Linked DNA regions of Mus musculus: all the other regions are linked to region 1. The links are chromatin loops, found by intact Hi-C in ENCODE. Cell type or tissue: left cerebral cortex. All regions are shown on one strand. Links, peaks and the distances in the headings refer to the core of each region. The heading gives the core; the rest is flanking DNA. Region 1 holds the start of H2bc13 (H2B clustered histone 13). Region 2 holds the start of n-TVcac11 (a tRNA gene). Region 3 holds the start of Gm40833 (a long non-coding RNA gene). Region 4 holds the start of n-TAagc19 (a tRNA gene). Region 5 holds the start of Gm46404 (a long non-coding RNA gene). Region 6 holds the start of n-TTtgt4 (a tRNA gene). Region 7 holds the start of H2ac10 (H2A clustered histone 10).

Region 1 (4,446 bases), core at 337-4,336:
ATTCAATTTGCCGAACGAGGTGTGTGTGTAGGGGGGAGGGTGTCTAGGGGAAATGTTTTTAGCTGTGATACCACCAAATGCTTTAACATCCTTTGCTGATTTTGACTTTGCCAAATGGCAGGACTTGTCAATCATGCACATAAACAGGATTCAAGTGAGGATTGATTGTACAGTGATTAGTTGTTTATCAGCATATGTGCTGATAAAGGAACATTTCAAGACAATTCTTTGTGCAGTCCGGTCTGTCCTGGAACTCGTCCTGCAGAGTAGGCTGGCCTGGAGTTCAAGATGTGTCTGTTTTATGTACTAGGTCCGAGGTTGGGTGCCTGCCTTCCAAAAACCAATATACTCTTAGCTAAGGTTAGGGGGTTGAACTAACCACAAGCCAGGGAAAACTAGGAGAGGTAATACACGTATTTCCCACAATGCACTATCCCAGTAGTGTTTAGGTCTCTTTGGAGAAAGTGAGTGGCTCTGAAAAGAGCCTTTGGTGATTCGTAATGTTTGGTTTCACTTCCCCTTGGCCTTGTGGTGGCTCTCGGTCTTCTTGGGCAGCAGCACGGCCTGGATGTTGGGCAGGACGCCGCCCTGCGCGATGGTCACGCGGCCCAGCAGCTTGTTGAGCTCCTCGTCGTTGCGGATGGCCAGCTGCAGGTGGCGCGGGATGATGCGCGTCTTCTTGTTGTCGCGGGCCGCGTTGCCCGCCAGCTCCAGGATCTCGGCCGTCAGGTACTCCAGCACGGCCGCCAGGTACACCGGGGCGCCGGCGCCCACGCGCTCCGAGTAGTTGCCCTTGCGGAGCAGCCGGTGCACGCGGCCCACGGGGAACTGCAGGCCGGCCCGGGAGGAGCGAGTCTTGGCCTTGGCGCGAGCCTTGCCGCCCTGCTTGCCGCGTCCAGACATAACTCAGCTGTAGATAACCACCGCAGTAAGAAGCAAAAACGGTATACGCATAGTATATATAGTCAAGGCTGGACGCGAAAACGGAGAGATTTCATTGGTTACACATTGGTTACCAATGGCGCCCTGGTTTTGAAAATCCCTTGTTTTGATTGGACTGTTAGTACATGACGTATGGTGATTCAGGTTCGGCATAGCCGTAAGTTTGTTTAAAATGCAGCCAGAACAGTCATTAACTTTTAGTTATCCTTTTTCAACTTAGTTCACTTCATCCTCTCAGTATGCCTGAGCCCGCCAAGTCCGCTCCCGCCCCGAAGAAGGGCTCCAAGAAGGCCGTCACCAAGGCCCAGAAGAAGGACGGCAAGAAGCGCAAGCGCAGCCGCAAGGAGAGCTACTCGGTGTACGTGTACAAGGTGCTGAAGCAAGTGCACCCCGACACCGGCATCTCCTCCAAGGCCATGGGCATCATGAACTCGTTCGTGAACGACATCTTCGAGCGCATCGCGAGCGAGGCTTCCCGCCTGGCGCATTACAACAAGCGCTCGACCATCACGTCCCGGGAGATCCAGACGGCCGTGCGCCTGCTGCTGCCCGGGGAGCTGGCCAAGCACGCGGTGTCGGAGGGCACCAAGGCAGTCACCAAGTACACCAGCTCCAAGTGAGCTCGTTTAACTCACACTCCTAACTCAAAGGCTCTTTTAAGAGCCACCCACACTTTCCTCTGGAAAAGCTGTTGCACATGCGTGGTTATTGATGACGCTTCTCTTGCCTTGGACCTAACAAGGCATAAGGTAAAATGCCAAAAGATGCAGTAAGCAGTTTGCGTTTGGAAGTTAAGGGTTAATGGACAGTCAGGCTTTGCCTCTCCGGTCAGTTGAAATATAATTCGCAGCAGCCTGTAGTTTTTATTTACGAGTGTGCACTGTATCCTGAAGCTTTAAATTAAGCATTAACTGGTATTCACACCCCAACCAACCAACCTTTCATTCCTCCTAACTGAAAAGTATGCTGCGTAAGCACAGGCCAGTTGTCCTGCGTGGTTGTGGGTATTTATCGTACAAGCGAAAATGGAACCTGAGTGTAAATTCACGAGAAAGTATGCTTCAGAGAAGCCATCTTCAAGACTGATTTGAATGTCCATGGTCCTAAGTCCAGCTGCAAGCGTCAAAACTGCATTTAAAGCCAGTGGGCCCCAGCATGACCGCTGAGTTGGAGGTGAATTAAAAGCGTGGGGTAGCCCCCCAATATTAGTGGGACTTCCATGCACCATCCAGGTTCTGCAACTCTCCATAATTCCGATAGTTCAAAAATCATTTTTGATGTTTCATGATATTAGCGTTCTCCGTTACCTCGTGACCTCTCTTCTGTAAATCATATTTTGTAGGTCACCATCGCAGTCCCTCTGTATGAAAACCACTTCAGTGTGCAGTTAAAGCAGGACAGGTGGAGGGCTAAAGAATAATCTAGTTTTGCAGTGTTGTGAAATGTGCTGCTCTTTTCTGCCATCTTGTGGCCACAAACAGAATCATAAGCCTTGGGTGTTTTTCATCCAGACTGAAAATGCTGTGACCAGTGAGTTACTGTAATGTTACTATTTTTTTTTCCTAGTAACGTTGAAAGAGTTATATTAACTTCTCAAGAGTCATTCGTGTGTGACTGAAGGAGAGGAGGCAAGACAGACGAGACTGGAGCACATAGAGGGAGAGTCTGGTCAGAGCTGTCAGAAACAAAAACTACACAAAATCAAATTAAATCATTCTAAAATACCTGAAAACATTAAAGACATGTTTTTTAGTTTTAGATTTCTGTCCCCTATTTTTTGGCATTTTCCAGTGCTTATTTATAACCAAAGATATTATTAAAATATTATTAGAATGACAAGGTTGCATATGAAACAGAGACAGATATTTTCTTAAAGTTCAAGATCAAGGCATGAGCAGATATGGCTTCTCCTGAGGGCTCTCTCTGGGATTTGGCAGGTGTCTACCTTCATGTCCGTGCCCTTGACCTTTTCAGTCTGGTGTCTCTCTGGTAAGCACCCCACTCTTAGGACCATTCTTAATGGAAATGGACTGAAGGCAAGTCACTAGGAAGGTGGTCAGCCACTTACCTGCAGCTCCCGCCTGTGAAGATCCTGTCTCCAAATACAGTCATACCAAGGACAAGAGCTGACCATGGGCATTTAATCTATCACCACACTTAACACTATATTTTATTTCAACCTGCTATTATTCCACATTTTCTTTCATTTTAAAAGTCTGCATTTAGTTAACATTATAGCTAAATCAACAACTGAAGATTTTCTAAAACGGAGTTTATGTGAGTTACTCACGGGGTCCAATAGTCATTGGACATTTGAAACCACCTTTCATTTCTAAAAATTTTCTTGACATCCATGCCTCCTGACATTGTTGGCTTGTATTTTTTGTTTTGTTTTGTTTTGTTTTTAATTTGATAGTGTATGAGACACTTAGGCCCCTAATCCTGCCACTCTAGTTTCCCCAAATTTTGAAAGAAATTAGGAAGCAGAACTGAGTAAAGTAGATTCATTCAGTTAGACGAGGTCCCATGCACTCTCTACTTTTCCTGTAGCAGTGTTACAGTTTTATAGACACCATAAAAAGAAGCATTGGGTTCTAGGTGAGTTAGGCTGCCCTGCTGTGAGAACTGCTGGAGTCAGGATGTCAGCCTTCCCCTTCCCCTTCCCCTTCTTGGGATTCCTGGAGGAAATCTTATATTTTTAGTTATGAGCCTAGCCGTTTAATGGCCGAGCCATCTCTCCAGCCCTCCTAGAGGAAATCTTAATTTTTTAGGTCCATTGTCTTAGCATTCCTCTTTCAATAAGGAGCAGAACATGTTTTAATAGTTTCTTAGCTCTGTGATAAGAACAATCAGAGTGTGGGTACCCATAAAGCCGGTAGGAACTGGCAGGAGCTGGGGAGCGGCAGTGCCCACTGTGTTCCTGGACAACACAGTTTCACTGGCTGGGGCTTCCAGTTTTGAAGAAGGTATGTGTTTAAATATGAAATAGCCTAAATCTTTTGTATGTTATCTAGCAAACATTTAGAATATGACCCAGACTAAACAAACAAACGTTGCTATTGTTTTTTAATCTCAAAGTTGAAAAACTGGATATGAACAAAAATTTCTGGACCCCAACAAACTCATGAAGTGTCCTGCCACCGAGGCCTGACTCAAATGCCCAGAGTTTCCCAGTTGATTCTCCACTAAGAAGACATTCCTTGCTTGGCCCCTCTAGGCAGAGTATAGGGTCTCACATAACAGACATTTGAAAGCTAGTTAAGACAAAAAAAAGTAAGCCGTAAAGAACAGCCTTGACCTCCTAACAACAGCGAGGTGAGGGTGAAGGGTAAGAAATGTTTAGCCTTGTTTATTGTTGTTATTTTGGGTTTGTGTGTTTTAGTCTTGAAAACCGAACTCAGGTCAGTCATTGTATTTGCTAAGCAAACACTACCTCTGAAACACTACCTCTGGTATTTCCTAACCTCTCAAACGTTGTTTATTGTTGATTGAATAGTTATCTAA
Region 2 (4,446 bases), core at 271-4,270, 1.6 Mb before region 1:
TTTAAAAAAAATCTTAAAATTTCGAAAAACAAGACGAAACTCTTAGTTGTCAACGTTGTCATCAAATATCTGTAGAGGTCGTAGAAGCAACTCTCATGTCTGGCCGGTTAGCTCAGTTGGTTAGAGCGTGGTGCTAATAACGCCAAGGTCGCGGGTTCGATCCCCGTACGGGCCACACATATTTTAGCTACTATGCTTTGCCTTCAAAATAAAAGATGAAGCGAATGTGGCATAGATCTACTCTGTATAGCTGTGTAAGGCATACCAACCTTGACTGTGTTTCCTTTTGATTGCTCTGTGCTGTCTAGCTGCATTCTTATTTTGTGGTTTAGTGTCCTGAAAGCACAATTCATAGTTCGTTGAGAACCACAAGGAATCAATCTGGAAGCAGTGGGAAACAGCAGTGAGTACCTGGGTCTTTCTCCTTGCCACGTTTCCACAGTGTGCCTCCTCTCCAGTCACACTCACTTCACACAGACTTCCTGCAAAGCTGTGTGCATTAGAAGGCTGGGTAATGCTACCAGGAAACCCCAGTCCTGGCCTCTGCCTGTGCCTTCATTTCTGTTTTCTGCCTTCTGTTAATCTAGAGACACTGAACGGAGGAATGTCGGGTTCAGAACCCCAAGTCCTTCATTAATGTCCAGCTGCTTAGTGGGGTCCAAAGGATCTTCCAGCCGAGATCTTTCCGAACAGTTTTCTGAACCTGAGTTTTGTGCCTCCCAGCATTCCCAGGGAGCCTAGCAGAGGTCTGTGTTTTGGCATTTACAACGATCCATTTAGTGAGCTTCTCCGTTACATTATAGAAGGCAAATATCAAGGCGATGTAATGTTAAGTCAGATGTTTCAGACATTTCTCCGAAGTTTAGTTAAAGTGCTGTGGATTGAATTGGGGCTTTATATGCTAAGCAAGAACCATGCCACTAACCTACTACATTCCAGCTCTTATATAAAGTCTGGGATTCATCTAAACACGCCCCTGTGGACCGAGTGAGCAGGTTCACTTAAAACTGCCCTTTGTTGTGTTTTATAAAAATAAAAAGAAGCTATGCATATGTGTGGTGGCACAGAAGAGGTCCTGACCCAGTGTCTGGAGAGTGAAAGAACAAATTGAGACAAACTTTTATCAAATGCACAGACTTAGGAGTACATGAGGTGGGTATGAGAAACGGGCAAGCGAGTGTGTGCTGAAGGGGGCAAAAGTGTAAGACTTTTTTTTAAGTCTCCAATTTCCAAAATTGGAAAAGCAGATTGTCAGGCTTTCAGTGGAAACATGCTCTGAAAATAACTGGCATCGATGCTAAGCGAGCACTCTACCATTTGAGCTAACCTCCCGACATAATGGGAAATTTTTTGTACAGTCTTTTATGCTTGAGTCTTCACTTAGCATTACTCAGGTACCTGGTATAGCTAGGACTCAGGAAAGCATAACAGTGAAACCAAGGAGCTGAGATTGTTTTGACTCCTCAGAAGTGTAGGGAATGAGCTGAGACTCTGAAAACACAAGAGAAAGTGAGAAAAACAGTACTGTTTCCGCCCGGTTTCGAACCGGGGACCTCTCGCGTGTGAGGCGAGCGTGATAACCACTACACTACGGAAACCCTCTGACCCTTCAGTTTTATCCGTTACTAACCAAGATAGAGTAAATTTGCTAAAATCTTATCTGTGAGAACTACAATGCAAACAAACCAAAGATTAAAAAGCCACACTGGACAGGCAACATCCTGTACAGGGAAGGAAGGATTAAAAGTTGTGACTTCCACGGAGTGAAAAAGGGAAAGAGCTCAGCGAAGGGAGAAGCTTGTTGTAGGAGTAAAGACTCATCAGTGCATCTCAGGGAAATCTCTAATGAGTCAAACCCAGAGAAGGGAGGAGGATAGAAGAGTCTGATCAACTGGAGACACTTCGAGGAGAAGGTTGTAGATACCAGAGAGCTTTTGAGCGACGATCCGCAAGTGACTCAAATAATCACAGCATCATGTTAAGGGAAGATGCTCAATTTGTCACAGCGCTTAGAAATGGAACATTGAGACTAGTAGGGAGGGGGCCAGGTTCCACTCAGGCTGAATGGAGTTTTTGTCCTCACGATGTTGGCGGCTGCAGTGCCGCGTAGCTCCCTGTCGGTGAAACGAAGGAAAAACTCCTACTATGGCGTAGAATGGGTAAAAGATGGACAAAGATGGGGAAAATTCCAGAATGGCGGACAGAGCTCAGTTTAAGGGGGAAGAGGGGGGGCCCAAAGATGGTCTCACAGAAAAGGTTCGGACTCAACGTTTGTAAACACAAGCATTCTTTAAATGTGCCTATGGGAGCCCCGACCCGACCGGACCTCCACCCTGTGGGAACCAGTGCCAACCCGGATCCACAAGTTCTTTCCCACTGTCCCTCTGATTCTTTCCTCATTCCTTTGTGTCACCCAGCAAGCTACAGGACCCCTCTTTACCAGGAACCCCACGGCCACCACACTTGCCAAGGATCCAGAGTGGGCGACAGCAACCAAAGAACAGGACACGCACCCAATAAAGACAGGAACAGATAACTTCACCAAGAAACACCTCAAGTATCATAACTTCTCTGCCAGATGGACAGGCAAGACAATATGCCTTCCCGAGAAGCCAGTAACCCTATTGAAACAGGCCTTGAGAAATGCAATATATACAAAAAGCATAAGACAAGGGCTTTAAAATAGTAATTATGTATGTGTTTAAGGGCCTTAACCTTAAAAAAGATAAGAAAAATGCCTAACTGAAAACTGTAAAAACACAAACAATTGAATGAATGTGGTAGTTTGAAAGGAAGTGGTCTCTATAAGCTCATAATGCATTCTTTGAAAGGATTAGGACGTGTGTCCTTGTTGGAGCTGATGTGGCCTTATTGAAGGAACTGTGTCACTGAAAGTGGGCTTTGAGGTTTCAGAAGCACAAGCCAGGCCTAATGGCACACACTCTCTGCTTGCTCCTTTGCTAATCCAAAAAATAGAACTCTCAGCCTCTCCAGCACCATGTCTGACTGAGTGCTGCCATGCTTCCCCCATCCTGGTAAAGAACTAAACCTCTGAGCTGCAACCCTTCTCCCACTAAATGCTTTCCTTTATAAGAGTTACCATGGTCATGGTGCTTCTTTACAGCAATAGAAACCCTGAGACAATGCGATAAGAACAGCATCTCAAGACAGGAAAGCAGAAATAGAATCACTAAAGAAAACCTAAACGGAACTAAACTGGACATAAAAAATTTGGATGTCAAACAAAACCTCAAAGGTAACCCTCATCAACAGATTACAAGACAATTGAGAGAAATTTAAAACAAAAAACATTAGAGGGAAAACTTCACTCTGATGAGGCCACATCCAAATAGACACAGGAAACAAATAATCCCAGAACAGTAAGTAAAACAAAAGAGAGGGGAAAACCTCACACCACAACAACAGATAATCAGAAATTATTGATAACAGGCTAACAGATTAGAAAACAGAATCCATCTTTCTACTGAACGTAAGAAATAAATTTCGTCATCAAGGATAGACAGCATCTCATGGTAAAAGGATGAAACCAAGAAAGAAACCTCCTTTTAAAATGAATGGAAATACAAATACAACATACACAGACACACTGGACACAAGGAAGGTGGTTCTAAGAGTCAAGTTCATAACACTAATCATTTATTACACACACACACACACACACACACACACACACACACACACACACACAGAGTGATCTCACAGCAGTAACTTAGTGACACCTGAAAGCTCTAGAACAACAAGAAGGAATAACAGCCTGAGAGAGAAAACAGCAAGAAATAACCAAACTCCAGAATGAAGTCAATGAAATAGAAACAAGCAAATACACATACAGAAATAATACAAAGAGTTAGTAGAATGAGCTGGTTCTTTGAGAAAATCAGTAAGATTGGCAATATTTTAGCAAAATGAATTAAAAGACAGTGAGATGATCCATAATAACAAAAGCTGAAGTGAAAATGGGAACATTACAACAGAGACTGAGGGAACTCAGAGAATCACAAGGACACACCTTGAAAATCTCTATCCCATCAGATTGGGACACCAATAAGAAATGGATGAAAAGTTTGGTAGATATGTATCATCTACCAAAGTTAATCCAAGATCAAATAAGCAATTTAAACATACCCATAGCCTCTACTAAAAATAAATCCCTCCCCACCAAAAAAAAAAAAAAAAAAAAAAAAAAAAAAAAAAAAAAGCAAGCCCTGGCCCAGTTGGATTCAGAGCAGAATTCTACCAAACCTTCAAAGAAGAGTAAACAACATTCCTCAAACTATTTCAAAAAGTAAATAACACTGAAAGTAATTACTGAAGTAACACTAATTCCTTTTACAAAGCTAGTATTATCCCAATGCCAAAACCATGCAAAGACCCAACAAAAAATTTACAGATCAATATCATTTATGGACATAGACAGAAAATTCT
Region 3 (4,446 bases), core at 169-4,168, 1.7 Mb before region 1:
AATGATGAATAAAGTTGTTATGCTTATTTTGTGCGCCCTTCTTCAGGTCTGGCCGGTTAGCTCAGTTGGTTAGAGCGTGGTGCTAATAACGCCAAGGTCGCGGGTTCGATCCCCGTACGGGCCAGCTGGAGTTTTTGTTACAGGCTCGTCCTCTCGCCAATTTCAGAAAATTGAATAAAATTTCAGATTTTCCAAGATGTACTGATAGGTAACAATTTCCGAAACTTCCGTCCTATGGTTTGTAACTGGTCTGTCTCGCTACGCTAAATTGTGAAACTCATTTTACATAAGCTCAATAACTTCATGTCAGACAGATAGGACAATGCAGAAATCTTGTGAGTTGGGTCTAAATGCATTAGAAGAAAGAAAGAAAGAAAGAAAAGATCTCATCTGTTTTTTGAGTGCCTAAACCCTATCCTCGGAATGGTGAGTAAACAGAGTATCCCACTACTGTCATACAAGGTTAGAGTGAGCGAACACTACCCAGAGTGTCTCTGTTGGGGCGAGTTCGTGGCAGGAATTTCACGTCTCTAGAGAAACGTTTCTTCTTTCTTTTCTTTACCTTTGATTGCGCAGGTAAGAAAAGGCTAAGCCCTTTTACCGAATCTGCTTTAGCCTGGCAGAATGTTGCTCCTGTTCAGTGGAGCTAGGCGCCCCTACGCTCTGTTTTTTTCCCTGACGTTTTTCCTGTCCCTCAGATCCATCTTCCTTCTGTCTTCTTTCAGGATCCCAGTCTTACTATTCTCTACATTCCACGGACAGCTGATCTTTTTCTGTTTATTCAACTCCTCAGGTTCAAGTGGGTTTGGGGCCGGTGCAGGCGGGTTCTCCTTTAGCCTCCCAATGATATCTGTGTTTTCGTTTCGGACTTGCTCAGAAATTGGGCCTTTTGGGTTGCGGTTCCAGGCACCGACGAAGTAAATCTGAGAAGAAATTTTGTTTTCTGTATTTTTAATAAACGGCACGTTTGTTTCTCTAACAAGGGTGGGTCAAGAGATGTTTATATGGTCCTTAAGAGAGTCAAGTAATGTGGCTTAAAGGACTGAAAGACCAAACAAACCCGAGATTAGAAACAATATAAATTATATTTACTAAACATTTATCAAATAGCTATTAAAAAAGAATTGGTTAAATGATTAAGAAAACGAAGAAACAAAGTTTACATCTGGCTCGTTGGTCTAGGGGTATGATTCTCGCTTAGGGTGCGAGAGGTCCCGGGTTCAAATCCCGGACGAGCCCAAGTTTTTATCGTGTTTCCTGTCACCGAATTTTCGAAGGTTCAAAATTAATGATTGACAACTTTTTTCTTTCCTTTTCTTTTCTTTTCTTTTCTTTTCTTTTCTTTTCTTTTCTTTTCTTTTCCCTTTTCTTTTCCCTTTTCTTTTCTTTTCCCTTTTCTTTTCCCTTTTCTCTTTCTTTCTTTCTTTCTTTCTTTCTTTCTTTCTTTCTTTCTTTCTTTCTTCCTTCCTTCCTTCCTTCCTTCCTTCCTTCCTTCCTTCCTTCCTTTCTTCCTTTCTTTCGCAGCTAAGTGTTCTTTCTATGCATTTGGTTTCAATTTGCAACTTGAACCAGTCGTTTTCAGATTTGACTTTCATTTTTCCCTCCAGTCTCTCTAGACCAGAGAGCTTTGCGCCAAGAGGGTACTAAATTCTGCAAAAGATGTACAGATATATGATGCAACATAGGTGCTCGCTGTAATGCCGTAATTAAAATTGATTTTTTAAAAAGTTACGTAAGCTCTAAAATCATTTTTGATAGTGATTAATTTAATAATATAAAATTGAACTGTTACCAAAAAAAAAAAAAAAAAAGTTAATTTGCGCCCAACGTGGGGCTCGAACCCACGACCCTGAGATTAAGAGTCTCATGCTCTACCGACTGAGCTAGCCGGGCACATGTGCAACTCTTTTCTCCACTACAATAGGAGAATAAGTATTACCCACCCCCAAGTTTGTCATAAGGCATGATTTTAGATTTTGTTTAGTTGTTCATATTAGTTTTCTAGGTAAGAAAAGATGGTACTCTAATAATAAAAGTTTAGCTGGGAATTATTACCCTGTGCTCTACATTTTCCTGCTTCTATTCTCATCCACTGATGTCCCTATTTCTTTCCCTTTTCCCCTCTCTTCATTTCTCTTTCTGTTTTCGGCTCTCTTTCTTCTTCGTCCTCCCTTCTTTTACCTCCCCTCTCCTTTCCTTTTCTCCTCTTCCTCTCTCTCTTCTTGATAAACTACAAAATGTTTCCTGGTTCACTTACGGCTTTTCCAGAGCTCCTGACAAGTGATGTTGCCATCACTTATCATCCAGGGCTCTCCCTTCCTGTGACCCACTGAGGCTTTCTGCTGCTGTTCCCACAACCTGTCAGTTCTCCCGGCTGTCTTGCTCGTTGTGTTAAGAGCGGAACTGAAGGGACAATAATAGCGCAGACAACCGCTTTGAGGAGGCTTCTGTTGACAGATGTTGATTCACTGCAGAGCAGAGGTAACCCATCGGATCGGCGTGTCCGTCAGGATTGCCTGGTAGATTTTAATTCTCATTAAGATGAGATGTCGACTTCATAAACTTGTGGCAAGAAATATAACTGTGGGGTCTAGTTGCATTTTTCAATTGTTTTCAAAATTGGAAAGACCAACTTCATGCCCAAAGTATATAATCAAAACAAAGGGGATTAGAAGGCGACAGTTGCATCATTTTGAAAACCTGAGAGCCCTCAGCACCTTATTATTATCTGCCAGGAGGCAATGGAGATCGCATTTAAAAATCTCTCCCCCGCCCCCCAAGTGTACTCATCCTCCCTGCCCTCTCCCATCCACACCTTCCTCTTTCCTTTACCTAAGAAACCGGATGTTACTGTCTCTCCATTTTATATGTCCTGTCATTCCAAATTCCAGCTAATCCCCAGAACAAAAACAATTCATATGCTACTTGTTCAAAACTGGCATATGAATTCCTCAAGTCTGGAAAACAAATTCATATAATGTAAAATATCAGGATGGACTTCCTAGATTTGGTGATGTTGAAACTGGGAACCAAACATCAACAGTGGGTTTAAACTAAGTTTAAGGCTTTTAAGTTTAACCTAACCTAAGGCTTTCAACTAAGCCGTTTAACACGGACACCATTACATACTTAGCAAATGTTACTGAATTGACTTTAAAAAAATCTTACGTGAGCTTTCCTAGGAACAGGTCATCTGTAGGCAGTTTGCACACTTTTTGGTGAGAGATTGTTATGACCTAAATAAATAAATAAATAAATAAATAAATATCAGAAAGCAGTTATCTGAGAGTCTGCCGACAGGATTATATAGGCATAAGAATACTTCTGAATTTATCAAGGTTCTGGGTGAAGGACCCAGTCGAGACAATCAATGATCAATTTAGCCTGTTCAGGCACAGCTTTTGATCTATCTGTGCAAGTAAGTGTATATTTTAGAAAGCCTTGGCTCTTTAAGAGACACAAAAAGGATACAGAGGCTCAGGGACTTAGTTGCAGTTTGCAGGACGGACTGGGCCTTACATGAAGGAAACAGGAAATCCTTTGCTCAAGTTACCTGAGCAGGCAGCAGAGAGGACACGGAAAGGAACAGCAGCATGTAATGAAGGTCCTCAGCCACCTCGGACCACAGTTCAAGAGAGCCTCCTTGCGGGATGTAATTGGGTTGGGTGCGACCTCTTGGAAAGTCTTCCGGATTGAGGAGCACAAACTACAAAGTTACACAAAACAGAAAATGGATTTCCACTCAAGTCGCTCCACAGGAGTCTCATGGAGGACAGGGCTGTTGATCAGGGGCCTGCATTCATCTACAAGTGGTAACAGTGGGGTCACCCTTCAATTTATGCTTTGGTGAATAATGCGAAGCCGAGGAGGAGGAAGAAGAGGGGGGGGAGGAGGAGTATTCTTTCAAGAATGTATTTATTATTTTTGCAAGTTCTCCTTTTAGATTAACAATCATGGAATTGAGCCTGTGAAAGTACATTTGAACAAAATGGACAATATTAAATACATCTGTAATAAGCTAAAATAAGATAACCCATTCAGTCAGCTGGGGTTGGGAAAGAGAATGTTATATTCAATTTACTCCGATATTTCTTGAAGACATGAAGAGGTTAGTCCTCAACTAAGTGATTAATAGTCTGCTTTTTATTCTTGCTCAGGGAAACAAACAGAACAACAAAATCCCACAAACACTGAACAATAGCAGAGAACTCTTTCATTGTACTACAGGGGAGTGGACACTGCTAGTCCACTGGTGGGGGATTGTTTGCCTATGTGTGTGACTCCAATGTACAGCAACACAACGATCTTTAGTAGGCTCTGAAGAATAATAAGACAGATTTCTGATGTCCGATGTGTCTGTCGTGAGTAAGGAAGAGTAAGAGTCATTTGGAGTTCCTCATGAACTCAGGGAAGCCGAAAGGAATTCTAATACCATCAAATTAATTT
Region 4 (4,446 bases), core at 141-4,140, 460 kb after region 1:
AGGTGCCACCCAGATTTGACATGGGTCTTCATGCTTCTGATAATCTGGTTAAGAAAATCCCTCCCAGCAGTACCCAACAGTTTGTGTTTCAGTTGAGATATATTCAGTCAAGCTGACAACCATGATTGGCCGTCACAGTCACACTCTGCTGATGGCCTCCAAGTGACATCAAAGGAAGGCAGAGCGTGGAGTGAAAGGTGGGTAAGGAGTAACCACAACCACAGCTAGTTACCAAACCAGGAATGGTGGCCAGAGTTGTCATCCCAGACACTCGGAGGCGACCCAAAGTTGGAGGCTAGCCCGAGTAAATTTGCTTCAAAATAAAAAGTAAAAAGAGGCCTGGGGATATAGCAAAGAGTTCAGAGATGGGGTGATTTCACAGCATGCACAAGATTTGATCCCCTGCCTTTCCACAAATAAAACAAACAACACCAATAGCAAAAACAAAAACAAAAATCCCAAACCCTAAAACTGATGAGTAGAAAGAAGCCTTGTATCTGGCCAGTACTGGTTAGACTGTAGAAGAATGCTGTAGCCCAACGGAAATGACAGGCACTAACGAGGAAAAGGTCTCTGGATTCTTAGTTTGTGGCCCGAGAAGCTGATAAACACCGTGGTTATTTTTGAATTAACTATTTAAAGTGTTCTTAGAAGTTAGTAGCTTACGGTTACATCTCTCAGACGTGTAATATTGGTCAGTAGTTGGCAGCACAGGGTGATTTAACCAGAAGGATTAGCAAGCTCAGCAGCCTAAGACTCACACCTTAATGTCCTCCTTCCTTAGGGCCAAGTCGCTTCAGCACAAAACCCTATTATAACTGATTGCTCAAAAATGCTGTAGTCAGACGGAAGGAAGAGTAGGCTTCTATTGTTCTCTTCAAGAACTTGATTAATCCATAACCTAGCCTGGTAATACTCCACCAGCCCTCCACCTCCAGGTTTAAAAGCTCTTGATTCATCTGTAACCAAGAAGAATGCCAGTGAGGCTTACTCTGGGCTTGGCTGGGGACGGGGTGAGGTGGGGTAGCAGACGGAATAAAGAAAACTTTTCTAAAATCCTTTGACTTGTTAATATCAGTGTCTTAAGTTGCAAGTATAACCAAAAGTTCAAAGGAGGAATATCTCCTAGACGAACAGCCCACTAGACAAAGCCCCTTACAGTAGTGCTACAAAATCAGTCACCATCTTTTATAAAGTGGTGGGTTTTTCAGTGTGAAGGAGCGGGAAGAGTCAGAACACCACCCTTCCGCATTCAGAGGTGCAGCTATGCATCTTCCCTGAGCCCACACTGGCGCCACAAGAGCGTCCCCGAGCGTGGCGCAAGTATAGCGCCTAATACAGCCGGTTAACTAAGCCCGTGCGTTTGCGAACAGCAGTAACAAATTAGTAGGAACCGCTAAGTCGCTTAACAAAGCAGACTAAAGAGAGGGTTGGAATTCTTAAAAATGAACGCACCTTCCTTCCCCACATCAAAAGCCTGGAGATGCTGGGGATCGAACCCAGGACCTCATGCATGCTAAGCATGCGCTCTACCACTGAGCTACATCCCCACCACTTGAAATCTAGTGTTTCCTACTCATCTTTATAAAATTCCTAGACTTGGTACTTTTATTCGTCAAAAAAAATTTTTTTTTAATTTAAAAAAAAAAAAAAAAAGAGCGGTCTTGTAAGAAGGGTATTCTGACCAACCTGCACTTTCATCATAGACAATAAGGGATATATAAAGAGTCTAGGGTTGGAGACCTCAGTTTAAAAGTGTGCGGGATCCTCTTTTCTTTCTACAGGACCAAGGAGAGATCCTTCCAGGAAAGATGAGGAACCGTTTGCCAAGATTAATTGCGCAGAGGAAGAAAGCACTCATTTGCTGTTGCCATACCGTCTCTGCATTCTGTTCCCGAGCTACGAAAGACAATGAAAAATAGGAGCATTGGAGGACAGGATTCTACAATAAAACCCAGCTCCCCTGTCTCAGCTACGGAAAACGTTTTAAGAATCAAGATGTTAGATTCCCCTTCCTCCGATCCTCGCCGCTCCAGGCTTTATCCAAAGGAAGCCAATGAAACCCACAGAACACGAAATCTCAGACTCTTCAGTGACTCTTGAGAGGAGACAGGGATGCAGTCAGGAGTGCGCTTCCTCGCCGACTCGGCTCCTTTTCTCTGGGGTTTACCTACTGTACACATAGTGGCCCTTCCACTTTTGGAAAGTTCCACTCAGGAAGCCGAATCTTATACCTGCCTGGAGAGTTCAGGAAATTCCTCATATACACAGAGACCTTTCAGCAGACCAGGAGAATGGGAACACCAGGGAAACTGAGACAGAACTAAGGATTCAGAAGGAAGAGGATGCTCCTGCTGCTCTTCTCCTATTTTTCCTTGTCAAGAGGGCTTAATTTCAGTGTTAGAGTAGACTTAAAGTGACTGGTCTAAATTAACCACTCTTTTCTGTTTCCTTTTGTAGGTAACTGTTTCACTAGGAAGATCATGCCTGGGGCAGTCATCACATATCCTAGGCTACCTGTGGTGTCTCTCACTTGTAATCCTAGCATTGGGGGCAAAACCGGGACGATTGCCATAAATTTAAGGCAAAGCCTGTGATACAAAATGCCTTTAATCCCAGCACTTGGGAGGCAGAGGCAGGCGGATTTCTGAGTTCGAGACCAGTCTGGTTTTCTGAGTGAGCTCCAGGACAGCCAGGGCTACACAGAGAAACCCTGTCTCAAAAACAAACAAACAAAAGCCCCTGTTACAAAAGACCTTAATATTTCGAGATTAAAAAAAGAAAAACCGAGGAAAGATCCACGACCATCATTTTAGCATATTCTATTCTAAATATTCTGTTGGATATCAAGGAACGTGATCTATGTGAAACCACATGCAAAGCTGGCTCTGCCTCTCCCCCTCCCTCTCTCCTCCTCCCCTCTCCCCACTCCCCTTTCCCCCTTCCCCTCTCGCCCCTCTCCTTCCTCCTTTCCCTTCCCCTTCTTCCCCCTCTCTTCCCTAAAGAAATGTGTCTCTGTCCTTGTGTTTTAGAGTTCTGCTGTGGTATGGCACAGCACAACACCTGTAACACAGTGCTTGGAAGACGAAGGGAACAGAATTGCCACAAGTTCTCGCCAGGCCTAGAAAGCACGGGAAAGGGGCACTGGGGAAAGGGTGGGAAGGAGATAACAGTAATGAAATTGTATTCTCTGAAAAGAAGCCATGATAAAGCACGCATGCACATGCATATAGAATGAGACAGACAGACAGACAGACAGACAGACAGACAGACAGGCAGACAGACAGATGAGAATGTATGACACACGGGTCCAGCAGAGGATGGAAGAGGTTATCTGTTTCCTGGAATCGCAGTTACTGAGGGTCGTGAGCTGCCATATGGTGTTATGAATCAAACCCTCCATCCTCCGGAAGAACAGCCAGTGCTCTTGACCACCCAGCCTTCTCTCCATGCTCAGTAGCTCTAAAGACAAAACAAAACAAATCCGGTTCTTAGCTGAAACTATACAATGTATGCAAATTGACGAGTTTGGGCGTGTGTGTGCACCACTGGAACCATCCTCATGGTCAAGGAAGCTAACACACTCATCATCTCCAAAAGCTTCTTTCTGGTTTCACCTGTGTGTGCAACTGTGTGTTCATTTGTTTATGCATTTGTGTGTGCACCTGTGTGTGTAAAGAACATTTAACTTGATTTCTGCATTCAATGTTTTCAATGTAAAATACAGTACTGTTAGCTACAATTGCAACTTTCCCTCTTAATCTTAAAAATCTTAAAAGCAAGACTCAAAAGGTCCTCTGAAGGGATTGCACACTCTATACAGATTTGGGGAGTACAAGGTAACCCAAATTCCTAAGTAGCACCAAGTGGTGCCCAGGCTGCCTGACCACACTCACCTGACAGTTCACAATGCTCCCCAGAGTCCCTATATGGACTGCAAAAGGCAGGATATTAAATGCACTGAGAATAATAGTACAAATAGTAAATTCTATCAAGAGGTGGAACTTTGGATGGATGTGTTTTGGAGGATGGTCCTCCTTCTTCTGAGCAGCTTTTCCTGAAAGCTGTGACCAAGCATCACTAAGTTAGCCTGATCAGTAAGTTGTGTCATCAGGTTCTCAAGATAGTTTTAGTTCCTTGAAAGTCTCCACTGAACTGAAAGAGCAAAGGAGAGAGAAGGGCTGTTTATGTTAAGTAGTGCATGTCTGTCTGTCTGTCTGTCTGTCTGTCTGTGTATGCATGTGTGTGTGGTGTTTATACATATGTGCCCATGTGTACACAGGTGTACCTACCTAGTCATAAGTATGTGGAGGACAGAGGTCATTCTCTATAACTCTGTCTTATTTTTGAACTTTATTTGTTTGTTTATTTATTTATTTATTTAGTCTGTGTCAGGGGACAATTTGCAAAAGTTGGTTCTTGCTTTCCACAGCATGGGTCCTGGAA
Region 5 (4,446 bases), core at 141-4,140, 1.7 Mb before region 1:
GCTTTAACTAACTTGTGGTAGATGCCAGACAACAAAACAGACATTGTATTTGGTTGGTGTTTCTCCTTTGACTGAAGTTGGTGACATTTGCATGGAATATCTAAGAAGATAACAAACCCTGATCAGTCCTTTACAGATATATGTGAGTTGGGCTCATATCTATAATGTCAGCACTTGGGAAGTGAAGGCAGGAGGATGAGAAGTTCAAAGTCAGCTTCAGCTGTAGAGACCATGAGGTCAGCCTTGCAACAGGAGACCCCGTCTCACAAAGTCAAAATCAACAAGCAAGAAACAGAAATATGAGAGTGAGTTGTTTCCATGCAGCCTCCACTATGACGAGGAAGGCAGGTTCACAGACACCTCATAATGACTTTGCTCCACACATCTGAGACTGACGACAATCTAGAGCTCTGTGTCACATACTGATCACATTAAAGAAGAGGGGAGAGGTAGAGAGCAGTTTTCCTTATGCCTTGGAGCAAAACCAAAGAACAATTCATCCAGACTCAGAGAGAGAGTTCACACAGTGATAACTTAATATGTCAGCTTGGCCAGACTGTAATGCCCAGTTATGTAATTAAACATTGATGTAGCAGGACATAGTGGGTTCACTTAGAGTCCAGGCTATTCAGTAGAATAGCTGCATAAGTTTTAATCTTGTCTATCATGTAAGGTAGCTAATAATGTAGTCTTCTACTGATTCTGTTCTCTTCTAGATTTGGTTTCTCTGCCTAATACAGTCACTAACTAACTAGAAGAAGCTGGCTTGCTCTCTCTGTCTCTCTGTCTCTCTCTGTCTCTGTCTCTGTCTCTCTCTGTCTCTCTGTCTCTCTGTCTCTCTGTCTCTCTGTCTCTCTGTCTCTCTCTCTCTCTCTCTCTCTCTCTCACACACACACACACACACACACACACACGACTCAAATAAAGTGAAACAACACCTTGCAGTCATGGCTTAGTAGATTGAGGCAGCCAAATAAGACCTTTAAACATTGAAAAACGAAGGGAGTTTTTTATAGATTAAAAACAAAAGAACAGAGTGTGTGGACAGAGCATACAGTCATTTGGGCTAAAACCATTCTGGACAGACAGAATGGACTTTTAGAGATGCCCTAGGTTTTGTTTCTATTTCTGATTGTGGGATGACTTGGAGGCACCAGATTTTGCTTCATTACTGGAAATCCAATAAAAGTGCATGCCTTTTTTTTTCTTGGCTGGCTGGAGACAGAGTCTCAGGGAGAAAGGTGCTTGGATTGTTTGCTAAGTACTGACCAGAAGATGAGCTTAACCTTGGCCTTTTTTGTTCCCACCTGCTCAGTGCAGGAATTGTAACCATGTCTCCTGTGACTTTGTGTTGGTGACATACTTCAATGTCATTGATTTCTTTTTGAAATATTTTCTTTTTCTTTTTTCTTCATATATAATATATATAATAGTATCATTCTGCGATGGAGTGGAAAATCACCAAATTACCTTCTGAGTCTGTGTACAAAATCTGATGACAAAGAGCCCTATTTTTGAGGAGGAAGTGTTAAGTAGGCTTCCATTAAAGCTTAGATGTAAAAAAACAGACACCCGTGCATGCACATTAAGGGTTGTTGAAACTATATGCACCAAAACTAGCTTTCTAATCTCATCATGTACAGTCTTAAATCAAGCAATTAAATTCTGTTCAACAGCCCTTGATTTATTTACAGTGCACGAGAATAGAGATGCCTTTTCAAAAACATAGAAAGACTGAAACACACATATGAAAACCATCTTTGCCTAGAAAGTAACCAAATAAGTACCAGAATTGACATATTCTCATAAAGGCAACATGCAGAGACACACAGTGAGACCTCCTGTTGCAATCTTGTTTGGGAAATATTTGGGGTCGGAGGTTAAACAACCTACAGGGAGACAATAAAAAATATCAAAGGATGCCATGACCATGTTCCTCTTTCCTTTCCTTTTAGCATTATTTTTCTTCTAAATCCATCAAAGTGTTATTTAGAGTTTTAGTGTTTGTATCAGAACTACCATATTATTTTCTAGAGGGCACGGGGAACTCTGTTTTCTTTACTATTTTATTCCTTGAGCATTCATCAATATTGGTTGAATGAATGAGAGCGTGAATAGAAAGGTGACATAGGGACATCTCTTACCACCGTTTTTTTGTTTGTTTGTTTGTTTGTTTGTTTTGTTTTGTTTTTGAGGGGGGGAGAGGATCAAAAACAAACCTAAAAGGAATAGAAATAAAAGAATATCTAAAATCTATTATCCTAAACCAAACCTAAGCCAGGAGGGCAGTACAATTTTAAGCCTCGAAATAATGTAAGTAGTTGCCCCACCCAAGGGCTTACGTGTACAGGGCCAGTGGCGCAATGGATAACGCGTCTGACTACGGATCAGAAGATTCCAGGTTCGACTCCTGGCTGGCTCGGAATGTACAGGTCTTTTTGTTTGACTTCCTGGAAATTCAATGAAGAAAATCCATTCATGTCTGAGTTTGTCTGGAACAAAAAGATCACTCTTACTGTCGTTGTGTTTTGAGACTTTTTCATTCTGTAACCAGTCTGTTCGAATTCATAGCAAGCCTTTTGCCACAACTTGCCGCAGTTCATCACTTCTTTGTAGAGCAAATTCCACACCGGTCCATACGATGGCGTCACCAGCGTATATGCGGAGCTGTTATCCCTAGGTCAGGATGACTCACCAGTCCATATTGGCTGTAGGATGATTTTGAAGTAACCCCTTAAGCCATTAAAATCTAATTAGAGCGATTAATTTTAGAAACAAGGGCAATTTGGAAGAAATTACAGAATTGTGTCTTAGTCTTTCCTATTCAGACGTTTGTACAATGATAATGTAGTTTCAGGTCCCAATTATGAGTTCCTAGGTTTGTGTTTAGTCCTGCTTCTTAGATTTAAACACGGTTTAATCATATTACCATACACAGAGAGCAACAGAAGCAAATCATATTGAGAGAATTGCGGAATACGAAGGGCCGCATCCAGCGAGTTTCCGTAGTGTAGTGGTTATCACGTTCGCCTCACACGCGAAAGGTCCCCGGTTCGAAACCGGGCGGAAACAGTTTGGTACTTATTTTATACCGTGAAATATAATTCTATGTTATTTTCATTAGTTACATTCTGTTTCGCTTCCAGAGTGCAGCTTGAAGCGTGATTTCCCACAATTGATCCTATCCCTCTTTCAGGGAATTGAGGATTCTCATCCCTCTCCCAAGAGCGGCCGGAAGCGTATCCGAGGCTCCTTCCGGTCCCCGCTCGCTCGGCTCCGTGGTCCTCAACCCGGAGTCGCTCTAGGTGAGAGCCTGACGGCCTCCGCGTGATGGCCTCCGCCCTCCGCAGCGGGGACCGGAAAAGAAGCCCGGGCTTTTCCACAAATGTTCTCGTGAAGGCGGAATCTGGAAAAGGCGGTCGCCCGCCCTACTACCGGGAGGACGGGGAAGAGCGAGCTGAGGGGCGGTTTGGCTGGGATGCCCAGAGCTCGGCCGCGTTCATCCCTGCAGGTTTCGGGCCGAGGGTAGTCTGAAGGACCCGATCTCTTTTCACGTCGTCCTCACCTAACCAAAAAGAAAGGCAGCCTGGAGGAGTGGCTCACACCAGTAACCGTTGGCATTTGGGAGGCTGTGGCCGGAGGATTGCTGTGAGTGCAAGGCAGAGTGTTTTAGACAGAGTGAAACAAAACAAACCAAAAAATGAGGGTAGATTCCCCAAGTTAAGGAATAAATAGGACCTCGAGGAGGTGCAGAGTTCCCAGGGATAGAGAAAGATTAGGACGACCTCCCATCAGGGGAGCAAAACTGGTAACACGCTGCCTTGCACACATTTGGTGGAGATTGGGAAGGAAGGAGTGTCGGAGAAGATGGGATTTAGTCCATGGGCACCCGAGCCAGACAGATTTGCTGCGAAACCAAAACCAAAGCAAAACAAAACGGTCAAGACCTCAAAATTCGCCTAATCACAAATATCTTTGCCTGATAATAACAGCTCTTACACAATTTTAATAATTGCTTTAACCCGAAATATGATCAGGTTAAATGGACCCAGGTTCGCTATAATCAGTAATAGAATACAATAATCAATAAAGAATACAAATTGACAGCCTGAATCTAAACCTTTAAAACAACTCCAGGAAATATAATTTTACCTTATGAATTATTAACTACTTTTCTTATCGCAGTGACAATATACCTGTGAAGAAGCAACTTAATGGAAAGAGAATTTATTTGACTCTTAGTTTGGGGTATAGGCCCTTAGGCCTCCAAGGCCTGGGGATAGGTGTAGCTCACAGTTTTGACTGTAGAAACTTATTCATATCTGAGAGGATTAGGAAGGGGGGTTTAATTTCTTAATATTTTATTTAATATACACAGGTTACTAACTTTAGTATAATTTTATTTCTAAATGTCAAACGTGCCAGTTCCTTGGTGTCTTACGTGTT
Region 6 (4,446 bases), core at 268-4,267, 440 kb after region 1:
AATATCTCTAAAATCAAATTTTCTCAGAGAAAATGTTAAGCCCATATGTTTAGTGGATTGCTCTTCAAAACAATACCAGAATAACTATTTAACCAGGCACAACCGCTTACAAACACAGCAGCAGAGGGAAAACTTTCCTAATTCATGAACCCTGCCTTGTCCTAACTCTAAACCAGAGACAATGTGTGCTGTCAGAGAGGAGCCGTATTCGTGGTGTTTAACGTTTGCGTGTCCCCAAAGGTTCATACCTTGTCAGATTAGCTCAGTGTGACATTCTTACTAAGCAAGGACGGCTCCCCTAACTACAGATTTCTACACTTGCATGGGCCAGATAGATGCCACTCTTTGAAAGACTGATGACCTACTTACACGTTTTTCTTATTGGTTTCAGCAGGAACTCTTAGGAGAAAACGACCAGGTCACTGGGCCATCCCTCTGATTTTTAGTGCACATAAATTAAAGTAGCACCAGTGTTTTCCCCTGTGTGCACCGCTGTGTGGATATATATGGACTATGGAATAAAATTCCATCCATTCTTTTCTGGGAAGGGCATCGCCTTGCAAAAGCCTCCTGTGTTTCTTTTCGTACTGTAATAAGTCAGTTTCTTCTTCCGTGTCTCTTGGAGTGCTTCTTGGCTTTGTATTCACCGCGATGTAAACTCAGCCCAGAAGTCTGATTAAACTCCACAGTGCTGTCTCCGCAGAAGCATTCTCCAACCAGGTCTTTGCTCACCTTCATGTCCACATTTTCTGCTCTGCTAAGCATATTCGAATCCATAAGCAATAGAAAAGGTGGTCTTTAAATGTACAGAAGGAAAGTCATGCTAGAATACGTGATTATCCTGAGTTGCTATTTTTTCACTCAGTGTTGTGAGAAAATAAAAATACCATTACTATAAGATTGTTCCATTGCTCTTGTTAGACGATCGTTATTAAAAAGAAAATTCCCTTGCCAGATATGGTGGCCCGCACCTTTAATCGTAACGCTTGAAGCAAAGGCTGGAGGAACTCTGAGTAGGGCAGCCAGGGCTACACAGAGACCCTATCTCAAAAACAAACAAACAAACAAGGAACATCCATTTCTTAAAAGAAAGCATCCCTGCATTTCTACAGCAGGGGCAGAAAGCCAAGTGGGTAGGAAGCCGAATGGGTGGGGGAGGTGGGCTCCCCTCGCCCGCTGATGGAAGTTTTGGAAAAAGGAACTTGTGACCTCTTTTGCACTTGCGACCCCTTCTGCACCAGCGCTGTGCAACTAGCTTAGACTAACGATTCCTTAATCCCCACCACCACCACCACCACCACCCCCCCCCCCACACACACACACCCCGTTAAGACCCCAGGTGACGTAGACCCAAACCCACTACTGAATCTCAAAGCAAACTAGAGAATCGAAAGAAGCTGAAAAGAGGCGGAGAGACCTGCCTTTGACCCGAAAGGTAAAAAGCACAGAGATAGGAGACATCAATTCTCTCACTCATTCACTCAACAAACCGCGGCAACCCCGCTTAAGGAGCCGCTAGCGGTCCAGAATTGGGCTCTTTCCAAATTGTTATAATTGATGGTTGGACAGAAGTTCCCTGAAACCCGCTAGAGTCGCCGAGTCCCACAAGCAGCTTCCAGGCCGTCAACAGACTTTTTCTGTTCTGGGACACCAACTGAGGTGTCCTATGTCCCCTATCTCCCGCTGCTGGGCCGTTGTACGCACGGAGGGCCCAGGCATCAAACGCTCCTGGAAATTCTCTTGGTCCACGTTTGGCTTCTCGCTCTTTTTATTTTTGTAAAATTTATTCATTTGGAACGAGAAGAGGGTTTGCGGAAGTTTAGGCATATTCTTTGTTGTCCCGCCATTTTCAAGAGGGAGGACGGCACCTTACGGAGAGTATTGTCTTCATCCACAAGACAAAATGCTCCACAAAGGAAAAAAGATAGGCCCCACTGGGATTCGAACCCAGGATCTCCTGTTTACAAGACAGGCGCTTTAACCAACTAAGCCATGGAGCCAACTGCTGTACCAAGCCTGAAAACATACCTCTATTTAATTTCTAAGGGTCATTTTGTTCATTTATTTTTAAAGTAATTTAATTGTATGTTTAAGTGTTTTGGGGGTTTGAGGGTTTTTTATAACTGTATATTTAATTTAAATTTATTGTGTATTGCTCACGTGGAACGCTCTCGAAAAGACAAAGAATATCAATTGTCTGTGAAAGTGCTCAGCCTTCATTCGATTCCTATCGCACAGGGTCCCTGCTCCCACTGAACGAGTCGGGGAAAGGAGAGGGACACGGCACAGGACGGGTCTCTTGCCTGCAGAAACCCACTTTCTGACTTCTGAATCCTCGCACCAGAGTCTTTGGAACCAGGGGGACATTTACTATCATTTCCCCCTTTGATCGCGGTTGTTTGCATTTAACTAATTAACTTCTTTTCACCTTGTTTTGTTTGAGATACGATCTCAATTTTGTAGCACAGACTCGCCTTCAATTCAGGGCAATTCTTCTGTCCCGAGCGCTGGGGTTACAGGGGTGAGCCGTAACACCGTCTGTCTTCAAACGTTGGGAAAATTCGGCTGGTTACTTATTTAAATCCTGACGTATTTTTTCATTCTAAAAATCCCCTAATTACTCTTACAACCCAAGATTATGTGACCCCCTTCATCAAGTCAGCTAATGTATAGGAAGGCCATATTTTCAGAATTAGGATAACGATAAACGCACAGTAACTTTCAAGTGGTCACCAGAGGGACCCAAAGGGTTGCTTACAGCAGGACAGAATGAGGATAGTCCACAGTTTCCATCCAACACTGCGGCTTACGTTTCCATCCATCAATGCGGCTTACATTTCTTTATCCCAGCATGAGTCTAACTGGCTCAGCCGACTGTAGTGCGGTGGGAAGAGTAATCTCACCCAGGAAGAGGCAGCAAACGCTCTGGCAATGGTCTACTCCAACGAGCAGCCGGGGGTTCTATGTGCAAAACTCAGAAAAATGCATTGTTGGTATTTCTTTCCTGTGTTCTCTCCCTGTGTGTGTTGAAAACGCTAGGTGTTGTGATTTTTTTAAACTTGTACTATTGAACACTCGAGCATCCATTTTATAAAGGTAAACTGAATTCTGCAGATGATGGTGTTGTTTATCTATAATCCCAGCAGTCAGGAGGCTGAGGCCGGGAGTATGGGACCTCGCTCTGTAGCCCTGTGGAGGTTTCTTCAACGACTGCTGCAGAAACTCAAGTGGAAAAATACTTTGACAAAGCTATAAGAAAGAAAGAAAGAAAGAAAGAAAGAAAGAAAGAAAGAAAGAAAGAAAGAAAGAAAGAGAGAGAGAGAGAGAGAGAGAGAGAGAGAGAGAGAGAAAGGAAGGAAGGAAGGAAGGAAGAAAGGAAGAAAGAAAGGAAGAAAGAAAGAGAAAGAAAGGAAGAAAGAAAGGAAGAAAGAGAAAGAAAGAGAAAGAAAGGAAGAAAGGAAAGATAGAGAAAGAGAGAAAGAGAGAGAAAGAGAGAAAGAAAGACAATCAACCTAATATGACCAAGTCACTGATCTCCATGGTCCCAGGGAGTCCCACAGAATAAATAAGACGCTTTTGGAGGCAGTTGTTTCAATAAAAGTCTCTCATGAAGATTCTAAAACACTTCATTCTGCCCTAAATCACTTGCTGTTCGCTGTTTCTCTTTATCTCTTTGCCACAGAGAGTTGTGTTTGTATGTTTAGTTTTATCTCTCTTGCTTTGGAATTGTTTTGTAACAGGAAGAGTCAGGACTTGTTATCAGATCCAGAATATTCTTACCATTGATCTAGCGATCACCTGTTCTCTGCCCTCTCTCATGAGCAGGTGACAGAACTCTTCAGTCTTTCCTCCGTTACTGTAATTCTTCTATGATATCCCCTTTCCTTATCTGTTTGGCTTTCGAGATACTTCCTGTTAGCTCTGAACAAAAGATTAACTGAGTCACTTAAATTTTAAACATTGGGATCACATAACAGAATACATGTGCAAGTCCCTCAACACGGTGCATGGATAAACTCCCTGTAGACATCACCCATCCTATGAGCAGAGTACAGACTTAGTGGCTCTGCCAATGGCCATCCTTCTCCCTCTACTCTGCTAAGGTCTCTTCAAAATTCTGCAACCGCATTGTGAGTGCTTTCTCTTTAAGTTTCTATTCTATAGAATCTCTAATCTATGCCGCCATTTACAGTTCATATATAAAAGAAACAATACTTTTGTATCCTCCTACAACCTGACTTTTCAAAAAATTACACATCTTAAACTTAATCCATAGTGGTCTGTATAACTGTAGGCCATTCGTTCTTACTTATTTTTAACGTTATTACTTTATTTCTTTATTACTTTAAGACAGGGTCTTGCTATGTAACCCTGGATTGCCTCAAATTTCTAGCAGCCTTTCTGCCTCTGCCTTTTCAGCCCAGGGGCTGCTGGCTCGAGTTAGCA
Region 7 (4,446 bases), core at 276-4,275, 1.8 Mb before region 1:
CTGAAGGTTTAATCATTTTGACCACTAGAACTATATTTTTACAATTGTTTAGTCAGCCAGCTTCCTTTTCTGGCTCTGCACTTGGCCTTCTAGTACAGTTTGGAAAGTCCTTTTCAAAGGGGGAAGGTATTGGGTGGTCTTGAATTCATTTTGGATATTACACAGCTTAAATCCTCACCTGCCACTACCAGGCGGGCCAGGTATTGTACATAAAAGGGCTACCAACCACCCTTATCTTTCTACCATCTTGAGTATGACTCTGATCTCTATTGCCAATCTCTCTCTCTCTCTCTCTCTCTCTCTGTCTGTCTGTCTGCCTCTAGCTTTCCCTCTTGTCCCCACGCTGAGTCACCCTTTCACTCTCTCCTTCCCCATTAAGCCTCTTACACTAAATCTGTTACATGGCTTATTTCTCAAGGGCACACTTTGGCATGGGCCACCAAACATACTCCAACCCCCTCTTTGCATTTTATCTTATCACTGTCAATATCTTTAAAAGCCTAAAGCAATAAATGTTGCCGCAAGCCCCCTGTAGTTTTTCAACAAAGCACATTTTATGTGTATATATAAACTTTTGGCATCTGCATCATCCAGCAAATCACTACCACTCATGGCATGATAAGCTAATGGAACTCAGGAACAATAGTGAGAGTCTGGATCTACAGCATGTTGTACTTTAGCACAACTCACCTTTAATCCCATCATTTGATGACCAGAGCAAAATAAATCTGTGAGTTCCAGGCCAGCCTGGTAACACACCTTTAATCCCATCATTCAGAGACCATAGGTAGGTAGGTAGGTAGGTAGGTAGGTATGCAAGTACATTGATACACACATAGGTACATAAATGTATAAATATATAAATACATAGATCCTAAATCTATGATGTGTCAACATTTCTCACTGAATTTCTCACTAGTCCAGTTCCCAGTGCAATGCAGATCAAGACTCACTTGTTCATTTGTTTAAAAAGTCTATTAAATATTTAAAAACAAAACCAAAAAAAAAAATGCTTTGTGGGAAAGCAGATCTTTGGCTCTTTACCGAGAAAGAGTGTATTCTGAAGGGTACTGGATACTTGTGGAATAAATTCAGAAGGCTCTGTCGAGTGGAGAAAGGTAAAAATGTAGAAAGGAGACAAGTGAAAGCTACCAGCTTTATCTTCGAGGCTCTCCATGGAATACTGTTCAGAAAACAGGAGTTTTCAGCATCCAGAGTTCGAACTGTCTTCCATTATAGTCACTAGCACATCTCCTAAAGACCAGCCTTCATATTTCCACACCATACACCACTGTGATAATGACCTAGGACAAATCCAGTGCCCAAATGGCTGTAATTTTCGAGGTGATGATTATTAAGCCAAGTGAAACAAGTGACGAAAGAGCCATAAAGATTCAGGATCTCAAAAAGCCCAAAGGAGGGCAAGACATATACACCTTAATCCCAGCATACAGTAGGAAGGAGAAACAGATCTCCCAAATACAGATCATCCTGATCTACAAAGAAAGTTGCAGACCAGCCTAAGCTATGAGTCCACTTAAAAAGAGGGTGGGGGAGGTCTATTAGTGGGTAGGGAGGAGACTAAGCACGCTATAAAGTGAATGGTAAATCCCTGTAACCCTTTCAAGACTGGAAGATCAGTTAATTTTTCTGAGTTACAATATTAGTGGTTCTGTCCTTCAGAAAGTTCACAATTCCAAAGTAAACATCTGCAACTAATAATTTTATTTTTAAATTCGGTAAATGCCCAAATTACTGTAACCATGCAAAGTTTTCCAATCTTTATGCTTTGCTAACTAAGAGTACAATTTCCATGAAAAAGGGTAAAGATATCACTTACCAAAATATTGCTTGCTTATAATAGATCGGTGTGATGAAAGGAGACCTAGCACTTTCACAAATGAAACTGATTAATACCCACAAGTTGGAAAAAGCGCTACAGTTCTTTTTTTGGAAGATGGGTGGCTCTAAGAAGAGCCTTTAAAGTGGTTGTGTGGATTAACAGAAACCCTTAAGCCCTCTCCCCGCGGATGCGACGGGCCAGCTGGATGTCCTTGGGCATGATGGTGACACGCTTGGCGTGGATGGCGCACAGGTTGGTGTCCTCAAACAGACCCACGAGGTAGGCCTCACAGGCCTCCTGCAGAGCCATGACGGCCGAGCTCTGGAAGCGCAGGTCGGTCTTGAAGTCCTGCGCGATCTCGCGCACCAGGCGCTGGAACGGCAGCTTGCGGATCAGCAGCTCGGTCGACTTCTGGTAGCGCCGGATCTCGCGCAGCGCCACAGTGCCGGGACGGTAGCGGTGAGGCTTCTTCACGCCGCCGGTGGCCGGGGCGCTCTTGCGGGCGGCCTTGGTGGCCAGCTGCTTGCGCGGGGCCTTGCCGCCGGTAGACTTGCGAGCGGTCTGCTTAGTACGAGCCATGGCAAGTAACCGTAGGGAAAAGTGAGATACCTAAGTAGCGCACTTTGGCCTTTAAGTACGCTTGCGTTCGCACACGCGCAACACACGTACCCGCGCTCGTACCCCTCCTTCCCACCGAGAAGCATCCTGATAGGCGTGTCTGCTTTTCAAGTGTCCCGCGCAGTAGTACTATTGGCTGAGGAATTCAAGTGGTGATTGGTTAACTCCTGCACACCCGATTGGTTAACTCCTGCACACAGTCTCCTGCTAGTACAGACTGCTACACTCATGTTTTAGTCTGGCACACCCGAGCTTTCTTAAATTTATGTTTCCATCCTTGTATCGAGTCGCTTAAAGAATTTGAGGCAAAGAAATCTTGAATTTGAAATCTCATGACCCTAGATATCCACAAACCACTCTGGAAAATATGTTCTCTACCCGCCTTTGGTTTTATTTTCCCGCTTCTTGTGCCTAGACTGCACATGATACGTTATTTCTCAGCCGGTGAAATGAGCCAATCCAAACCAGATTTGAATATATCAAAGGGAGGTTTATTGGGAAACTGCTCTTGGGTGAGTTCCCTGGCCCCAAGGTCTGAGACAGGTCAAATCAAGAGGTGGCAACCAAGGAGGAAGAAAAAGAGACCAGGTTTGCTATATGTAAAATATGCACCTAGGTCCTTTTTCCTTGACTCAAGCCGAACTACGTCTTTGCTCCAGGAGTGTTTAAAGTGACACAAAGCAAGCAGTAATGTAACAGGAACCACAGGTCAAGTATCCTGAATCTTGCGACTTTGTAAAGACTTGCCTAACAATTTCCGTAAGACCCTTTGTATTTTCTCCCAACCCCGAATGTCTGCTGCCTCTCCGGAGCAATACGAAGATGTAGAGGACTGCAAGACCAAAAGTTTTGTGCAACGTGTAAATCTATGTTTATGCTACATCCAATATTTCTCTGCGTGAGGAAGACAAAGCAGTTGCCTAAGAATTACCTCAGCCTACCAGAATTATGGTTTTGTGCTTGAAACATTAATATAGGTTTTTCCACAAGCTAAATTAACCATGTTACTAGACTCTTATATGAAGAAGTGGTGGCTCTGAAAAGAGCCTTTGGGTTTTGTTTAAAAAAAAAAAAAAAAAAAAAAAAAAACTTAGCTCACTGGCTTACTTTCCCTTGGGCTTATGGTGGCTCTCGGTCTTCTTGGGCAGCAGCACGGCCTGGATGTTGGGCAGGACGCCGCCCTGCGCGATGGTCACGCGGCCCAACAGCTTGTTGAGCTCCTCGTCGTTGCGGATGGCCAGCTGCAGGTGGCGCGGGATGATGCGCGTCTTCTTGTTGTCGCGGGCCGCGTTGCCCGCCAGCTCCAGGATCTCGGCCGTCAGGTACTCCAGCACGGCCGCCAGGTACACCGGGGCGCCGGCGCCCACGCGCTCCGAGTAGTTGCCCTTGCGGAGCAGCCGGTGCACGCGGCCCACGGGGAACTGCAGGCCGGCCCGGGAGGAGCGGGTCTTGGCCTTGGCGCGAGCCTTGCCACCCTGTTTGCCGCGTCCAGACATTGTAGGTACCTTGCTGTCAGGATCTGTTCAGCGTATAATGATGCAGCCACAGCACCATTCTAATACTCAACTTCTGGCGCGAAAACGGAGTGATCTCGTTGGCTACACATAGAGTTTTACCTAAACCAATGGTAGCTTGTATATGAAAAAACCTTGTTTTGATTGGATAGTTAACGCATAATATTTCAGGACTCTAAAAGGATAGCCACAGCTTTATTTAAATTGCAACAAGGGCTAATATTTTTTTTTCTTGGTGTTGTTTTCTGTTCACTATGCCTGAGCCCGCCAAGTCCGCTCCCGCCCTGAAGAAGGGCTCCAAGAAGTCCGTTACTAAGGCCCAGAAGGACAGCAAGAATTAATTAGGAAAAGACTAAATAAAAGGGAAAACTTGCTCCTTTGTGAGACAATAGCGTCTGGGTTGCATTCAGCCTAGTATTTGAGTAGGCTGAAGACTATATTTAAAATTATACAGAGAACTGTTCTCTTAAT

The links. Hi-C counts contacts between places; a loop is a spot of excess contacts. Peaks named below come from ENCODE experiments on the same cell type or tissue, not always from the same donor. Only the 100,000 strongest peaks of a DNase experiment are listed, where the experiment ranks them.
Region 2: a loop joins it to region 1, with 2.7 times the contacts of the local background. A loop is called at or near these places in 4 of 42 quality-filtered maps.
Region 3: a loop joins it to region 1, with 4 times the contacts of the local background. A loop is called at or near these places in 17 of 42 quality-filtered maps.
Region 4: it touches region 1 in a loop (3-fold over the local background); 8 of 42 quality-filtered maps call a loop at or near these places.
Region 5: it touches region 1 in a loop (5-fold over the local background); 13 of 42 quality-filtered maps call a loop at or near these places.
Region 6: a loop joins it to region 1, with 3 times the contacts of the local background. A loop is called at or near these places in 8 of 42 quality-filtered maps.
Region 7: it touches region 1 in a loop (4-fold over the local background); 13 of 42 quality-filtered maps call a loop at or near these places.

The regions. Positions count from the first base shown.
Region 1 is chr13:21,712,879-21,717,324 of GRCm38, reverse strand. H2bc13 (H2B clustered histone 13) reads left to right here and starts at 1,142. Exons shown (of 1, transcript NM_178199.3): 1 at 1,142-1,614. The coding sequence starts at 1,182. The coding sequence ends at 1,562. It overlaps H2ac13 (H2A clustered histone 13), which reads right to left and starts at 913. Exons shown (of 1, transcript NM_178182.2): 1 at 466-913. The coding sequence starts at 903. The coding sequence ends at 511. In left cerebral cortex, for the core only: CTCF peaks have their summits at 854 and 2,411 (motif pointing left); DNase peaks (open chromatin) are centred at 1,015, 1,578, 2,401, 2,952 and 1 more place; H3K4me3 peaks cover 1,929 bases; H3K27ac peaks cover 1,538 bases.
Region 2 is chr13:23,304,781-23,309,226 of GRCm38, reverse strand. The region is part of intron 1 of 4930557F10Rik (RIKEN cDNA 4930557F10 gene); the gene reads left to right. n-TVcac11 (a tRNA gene) reads right to left here and starts at 1,598; the gene lies at 1,526-1,598. n-TIaat9 (a tRNA gene) reads left to right here and starts at 102; the gene lies at 102-175. In left cerebral cortex, for the core only: a CTCF peak has its summit at 2,101; DNase peaks (open chromatin) are centred at 1,099, 1,622 and 1,852; H3K4me3 peaks cover 895 bases.
Region 3 is chr13:23,433,787-23,438,232 of GRCm38, reverse strand. It overlaps Gm40833 (a long non-coding RNA gene), which reads left to right and starts at 3,561. Exons shown (of 3, transcript XR_873170.2): 1 at 3,561-3,812. It overlaps n-TKctt11 (a tRNA gene), which reads right to left and starts at 1,893; the gene lies at 1,821-1,893. n-TPagg3 (a tRNA gene) reads left to right here and starts at 1,168; the gene lies at 1,168-1,239. It overlaps n-TIaat8 (a tRNA gene), which reads left to right and starts at 51; the gene lies at 51-124. In left cerebral cortex, for the core only: no CTCF peak of the experiment used is centred there; DNase peaks (open chromatin) are centred at 1,185, 1,669, 1,894, 2,363 and 1 more place; H3K4me3 peaks cover 2,607 bases; H3K27ac peaks cover 809 bases.
Region 4 is chr13:21,256,872-21,261,317 of GRCm38, reverse strand. It overlaps n-TAagc19 (a tRNA gene), which reads right to left and starts at 1,550; the gene lies at 1,479-1,550. In left cerebral cortex, for the core only: no CTCF peak of the experiment used is centred there; DNase peaks (open chromatin) are centred at 1,480, 2,024 and 2,620; H3K4me3 peaks cover 1,737 bases; H3K27ac peaks cover 341 bases.
Region 5 is chr13:23,444,768-23,449,213 of GRCm38, reverse strand. Gm46404 (a long non-coding RNA gene) reads left to right here and starts at 3,243. Exons shown (of 2, transcript XR_001780873.2): 1 at 3,243-3,648. It overlaps n-TVcac9 (a tRNA gene), which reads left to right and starts at 3,000; the gene lies at 3,000-3,072. It overlaps n-TRacg5 (a tRNA gene), which reads left to right and starts at 2,350; the gene lies at 2,350-2,422. In left cerebral cortex, for the core only: a CTCF peak has its summit at 2,632; DNase peaks (open chromatin) are centred at 2,390 and 3,081; H3K4me3 peaks cover 2,252 bases; H3K27ac peaks cover 1,591 bases.
Region 6 is chr13:21,273,510-21,277,955 of GRCm38, reverse strand. It overlaps n-TTtgt4 (a tRNA gene), which reads right to left and starts at 2,000; the gene lies at 1,927-2,000. In left cerebral cortex, for the core only: a CTCF peak has its summit at 2,734 (motif pointing right); DNase peaks (open chromatin) are centred at 1,942, 2,228, 2,459, 2,847 and 1 more place; H3K4me3 peaks cover 2,588 bases.
Region 7 is chr13:23,533,422-23,537,867 of GRCm38, reverse strand. It overlaps H2ac10 (H2A clustered histone 10), which reads right to left and starts at 3,993. Exons shown (of 1, transcript NM_175661.3): 1 at 3,490-3,993. The coding sequence starts at 3,957. The coding sequence ends at 3,565. It overlaps H3c8 (H3 clustered histone 8), which reads right to left and starts at 2,450. Exons shown (of 1, transcript NM_145073.2): 1 at 1,959-2,450. The coding sequence starts at 2,422. The coding sequence ends at 2,012. In left cerebral cortex, for the core only: a CTCF peak has its summit at 2,557; DNase peaks (open chromatin) are centred at 2,585, 2,879, 3,681 and 4,046; H3K4me3 peaks cover 2,323 bases; H3K27ac peaks cover 127 bases.